2 separate regions of the Mus musculus genome follow, and region 1 is linked to region 2. The links are chromatin loops, found by intact Hi-C in ENCODE. Cell type or tissue: left cerebral cortex. All regions are shown on one strand. Links, peaks and the distances in the headings refer to the core of each region. The heading gives the core; the rest is flanking DNA. Region 1 has its middle 110 kb from the start of Gm29398. Region 2 has its middle 51 kb from the start of Gm23535.

What was found. A loop is a pair of places that touch in the nucleus more often than their neighbours do. Peaks named below come from ENCODE experiments on the same cell type or tissue, not always from the same donor. Only the 100,000 strongest peaks of a DNase experiment are listed, where the experiment ranks them.
Region 1: a loop joins it to region 2, with 4 times the contacts of the local background. A loop is called at or near these places in 4 of 42 quality-filtered maps.

The regions. Positions count from the first base shown.
Region 1 is chr1:149,555,341-149,558,263 of GRCm38, reverse strand. No RefSeq gene overlaps it. Among named protein-coding and RNA genes, the nearest start is that of Gm29398, 110 kb to the right of the region's middle. In left cerebral cortex, for the core only: no CTCF peak of the experiment used is centred there; a DNase peak (open chromatin) is centred at 1,678.
Region 2 is chr1:149,757,143-149,760,065 of GRCm38, reverse strand. No RefSeq gene overlaps it. Among named protein-coding and RNA genes, the nearest start is that of Gm23535, 51 kb to the right of the region's middle. In left cerebral cortex, for the core only: a CTCF peak has its summit at 1,387 (motif pointing right); a DNase peak (open chromatin) is centred at 1,404.

The DNA.
Region 1 (2,923 bases), core at 240-2,739, 200 kb after region 2:
AAGATGCCTTTCTTGTTTTGTTGTTGTTGTTGTTTCATTTTTTTTCCAAGACAGGGTTTCTCTGTGTAGCCCTGGCTGTCCTGGAACTCACTCTGTAGACCAGGCTGGCCTCGAACTCAGAAATCCACCTGCCCCTGCCTCCCAAGTGCTGAAATTAGAGGTGTGCACCACCACCACCTCCTGGCTTCTAAGATGCCTTTCACTTTTATGGTATTTACTATCTAAATAGGGTTAGGGTTAGGGTTAGGGCTAGGTCCTTTGAAATATTAATCTTTAAAACCCTGTAGTATTTAAATTAATGCATGATGTTGCCAGTTTCAAAGATGATGAAATAAACATACAGGAAATAAGGGGAGATGAGAAGCTGGGCAATAGTCTTGGGCAGCTCAAATGGGCTCCAGAGCTGTTCTTTAGGCTGCAGTGACTTTGCTCACGTATATTAAAAACCTATCTTTTATAGTGGACAAAAATCTCTTGAATCAAAAGGAAGTGTTTTATTATTGTTATTATTATTATCATTGTCGTTGTTGTGTCATCACTTAGAATTTTATTTTCAGCTGTTTATACATTATTTGCTCCCATCTCATAACTGGACAATTCAGATATGTATGGAAGCATGGCCTTCTGGATGATTTTTCATTTTGTCTTTCTTAATAACTTTAAAAATTCTGAGTATCTTTCTGAAAATTCAAAGGCATTCTCCAGTTTGCTAGGAACCAACCCTATAGAAAGCCTTTTCTGATGCAGTTGTCGTACGCTTTCCCTTGGGAGAAAATGTGACCTTAGGTGCTTGGAGGACTTGTTTATCTTCACATTGTAAAGTCTTGTGGTCTGAACCAACAGTCAAAGTCACTGATTGTACTCTGACGACTCTACAGGCAGTGATCTCACCTGTGTCATTAATCACTCAAACCTGATTGTGTGTATTTGTGTTAAATACTCCTAGCACCTCTCTGGTAGCCACTTATTTTATTTACATGTTATGTATCAGAAACAAAGACAGAAAAGTGAGCAGTGTTATTAAATTTAAATTAATACATTTTACCAGCTGATTAGTATGGGAAACATGACTTTAGTGCATTGGGCTTGCTTCTGGACCTTTTTCTGTATCCAATATTAAACATTGCCAGCCTTCAATTTGTTATAAATTATTTCGTTTAGATTTGCTGAATAACATCTATGAAGGCACAAGAGAAGGCATGCATGAAAAAGCCTATATGGTATGGTAATGTCCGAAGATGATGGTGGAAAAGATGCTTCACTTGTGTATATTTCTTTAAAATGTTCTGCACAATGTTAGCCTGTTAGATCTACATGCATGTGCACTTTGAAATTTCACCACGGCAAGTAATTCACCACGGCAAGTAAGAAATTCATTATGATTATAAGGAAATGCCATAATTAAAAAATTTACAATTTAACTTTCAGTAGAGGAAGAAACAATATATTCTCTCTCTCTCTCTCTCTCTCTCTCTCTCTCTCTCTCTCTCTCTCTCTCTCTCTCTCTCTCTCTCTCTCTCTCTGTCGTTCAAAAACCTGAAGAAAATTAAGTATAAAAAAACCCAACAAGGTCAGGCTTCAGATGAACGCTAGCTGCTGCTGTAGGAAGAGAATGTCAAGTGAATATCTGGCAGGAAGCCCAGACACCCGAGGTTGACACTTAGCATTATTTCATAACAAGTCTAAAATGCTGACACGGACGGGAGCCACCCACGGGTGCTGAGGATCCGTACCGGCAGCCCACAGTGCTTCTATGATCACTTGCACCACAGCAGGGTGAGACATGAAAAGGTGACAAGAAAGGACAGAAAGAAAACCAGATGTCTCAGTTTGCTTCTTGTCACCTCCAGCTTCTGGGTTTTTTGTTTTGTTTTGTTTTGTTTTGTTTTTGTTTTTGTTTTTGTTTTGTTTTTGTTTTTTTTTTTTTTTTTTTGTCCTGCCATTTGTCTGTAAACAATTTTACAATTGGTTTTCTGAGTCAGTACTTTCATTCCTTGTTCATGATTTCAAAACTTCCTTTGCTTTCTCTTCAGACAAGGTGACACACTACATTCAAATAGAGACCATGTTCTCTGTTACCCCTTATTAACTTCAGATTCAGTTTCCATTGAGCTACCAGATGGTTTTAGTTTCTTTCCCCCTACGTGTTTTATTCCACTTTGATAAACTACATCTTCTAAACTTAGTTGTTTTGAGTCCTGTTTCTTTTTTTTTTTCTTTAATTACTTTATTTATTCTTTATTTATTTACATTCAAGTCATTGTCCTCCTTCCAGTCCCCCGCTGCTGCAGTTCCTCAACCCATTCCTCCTCCCCCTCTTCCCAGTGTTGCTCCCCCTACCGGGCCTCTGTGTTCCCTGGAGCCTCAACTCTCTTGAGGATTAAGAGCATCTTCTACCACTGAGGCCAGACCAGGTAGACCTTTGCTACGTATGTGCCAGGGGCCTTGGCCCAGTCCCTTTGCTCCTGGGTGATGGGCTCAGTCTCTGAGTACTCCCTGGGGTCTGGGTTAGTTAAGAGTGCTGGTCATCCTGTGGGGTTGCTCTCTCCTTCAGATTCTTCAATCATTCGTCTAATTCAACCATAAGCCCCACCCCCACCCCAATTCTGTCCAATGGTTGAGTGTAAATATCTGCCTCTGTTTCAGTCAGCTGCTGGTAGGGCCTCTCAGAGTACAGCCTTGTCAGGCTCCCATGTATAAGCACACCATAGCATCAGTAATAGTGTCAGGCCTTGGTGCCCCCCCCCCCCTCCATTGATTCCCAATTTGGGCTGGTCATGAACAGCCTTTCGCTCAGTCTCCATTTTTGTTCCTGCAGTCATTTTAGACAAGAACGTTTCTGGGTCAGAAATTTTGGCTGTGGGTTAGTAACCCAGTCCCTCCACTTGAGGCCCTATCTATCTATTGGGGGTGGACTCTTCGA
Region 2 (2,923 bases), core at 99-2,598:
CAGAGGGTCAGTTATATGTTGAGTCCAGGAATTGTGGGTTGCGAGAATTCCATACACACACACACACACACACACACACACACACACACATATATACACTCCTATTTTATTCAAGTATCACCAAAAATATATAATTTATAATAAATATATAATTTTAATACATAATATATATATACAAAATATATAATTTTCAGAAACATTGAGAGTAATATGTGAGAAAATATTTGTTAATGTGACCCAGCCCAGTTAGTGCATTAAATTAACTGTTGTTATAGCTTGTGTCATATTTTGGTAGGTGGTTGGGAACAGGACTCATCTTATTCGTACAACATTAGTCCTTGGGGATAACCACTGAGCAATCCTCATTCACCCTCTGAGTGATCCACACTCACCAACTGAGTGATCCACCATCACCCTCTGAGCTACCCACACTCACCCTCTGAGTGATCCACCATCTCTCTCTCTCCTTGGTTGTCCTTCCCTAGCTGATGCAGTGAGTGGGTTCATGCCCCACCCCCACCAGCTGTAAACATCAGTCTAATCAGCTGCTGCATCTGCCTAGTGTGTAGTAGAATCCCAGAAGACCTCTCTGACTTCATCTACTCACACATGTAGCATAAAGCAGTGTCACTTCCTGATGCCCGATGGACCACCAACCTTGCCTTTCTGGCTTTGAAACTCTTTCTTGTCTACTAAACTCCCCCCCCCTTCCAATATCTGGATAACTTGTTCACAGTTTTGTCTACATTTCTTGCTGTCACAAGTGTTCACACCTTTTGTGTTTCAAAGTTATAGATATAAACAGGGTTATTGTTCTTTGGTGTCCTTAAAAAAATCTTGCCCCTTCTCTTGTAGAACTAGTACAACTAAAAAGAAAGAACACATAGGTTTTGCTTTTACTTCCTACATTAACTATATTGTTTTAACAGATGATGAACTGCCAAGAAATATTCTCTGAAGAACTGCTTGCTTTTGTAGCTCCTTACCCCCTGAAAAGATTCTGTCTCAGAACCGGAGAGATGGCTGAGCACTTAAGAGCACCCACTGCTCTTACAGAGGACATGGGTCTAGTTTTCAGCATCCACCATAGTGGGCAGCTTTCAACACTGTGAAACTACACTTTCCAGGTCTCTGACATGACATTTTGACCCCTGAGGGCACCTGCAGTCATACGGTGTACATACAGACAAACAGATGTGCATACATATCCACAAATAAAAAGAAATAAGATTAAAAGATCTTCTGACTTTTATCAAAGTCCAATTGAAGCCTGCTTTGTGCTTCCCCAAGCTCCATCCTCATGCCAGAGACCAAGTCTTCACTGCTAAGAGTTCACATTTTCCCCAGGGTACTTTCAAGTACAAATACAGACAGTTTTTTAGATGTCCACTAGATGTCACCATTGACCAGTGAACTCTGACTAACTTGCTTTAGCCTTGAAACAGGTGTTTATAATGATTTGATCCCTAAAATAGAAACTAGTTAGAAAGAAGTCTGTAGACAAAGGAATTAAGATGATTTTGAGTAGGAAGCAACAACTCTCTGCAGTGCAAGATAAGGCACACCCACACTGCCATTACCTTCTGTTCTACAAAACTCTCCTGAGGAAACAGGGGCTCTTGTCCTTTCTTCAGCAGGTAGACTACTGGAAGTTTCTAACCTCAGCTTTGCACTGAGAACATAAAGGTTACTGGGAAAATGTAGTGTGTGTGTGTGTGTGTGTGTGTGTGTGTGTGTGTGTATGCATACCTGCATGAACGTGTGCACTCACACACATGCATATGATGTGCATGTTTTGGGGGGTGTGCACATGTCATGCATACAGGTATATAAGGAGGCCAGAAGTTGATGTTAGGTGGAGATCCAAATTCAGGTCCTCTTGTTTGCATAGCAGGAAGTTTATTATTTGAGCCATTAATCAATTTCACTAGTCAAAAACTTCAGTTGGCCTTCAATTTTCTTACTTGTGAAATTAGTGTTTTAATTTAATAATCCCTTTCAATTTTAAATTGTATTATTTCTATGAAATTCCTGTATCAGATCATAACTTCTTTACAGTCTTTTCTGGAACCCATTTTGGAGTCCATTGACATACTATCCTCATTTTTTATGCATAAGTGAGGGAGACCGTACGAGCATTCCCTTCTCTTTTTTAATGTCTTTTTAAAAATTATATATTTTAGTTATTTACATTTTAAATGTTATCCCCTTTCCTGGTTTCCCCTCCAAAACCCCTTCTCCCCTTCCCCCTCCCTCTGCTCACCAACCCACCCCTGACATTCTCTTATACTAGAGCATAGAACCTTCACAGGACTAGGGGCCTCTCCTCCCATTGATGACCAACTAGACCATCCTCTGCTACATATGCAGCTAGAGCCATGATTTCCACCATGTATTTTCTTTGGTTGGTGGTTTAGTCCCAGGGAGCTCTGGGGGTACTTGTTAGTTCATATTGTTGTTCTTCCTATGGGGCAAGCATTCCCTTCTGTGACCATTGTTCTTTCTATACTGTAATTAATGGTAGCAATGTATAATGAACTAGGTAGTTTTGTTATGGATTTGTTTTAATTGTGACAAATTGGATTGGCCCACCTTTAAAGAATATTAATAATCTAGATGATCATAGAAATATAATATATACTAGTGTGTGTAAATGAACACTCAGAACCCTGCCTTGCCACACAAGAAAATCTCTTTTCTGTTGTCAAAATCACACCAAGATTGAAGCTTACTCCCTCAAATATTTTTCTTTTAACCAAAAGTTTTGTGCTTTACTTTCACTTTTCAGTTTCTTCATATTCTTAGTTCATGTCAAGGCCTCAGTAAGGGAAGGATAATTGATTAAGTCTCCCACCTCAACATTACACTTTTCTTGGAAAAAGTTGAGTTAATATTTATCCTACAATGTTTAAATGACCTTAAT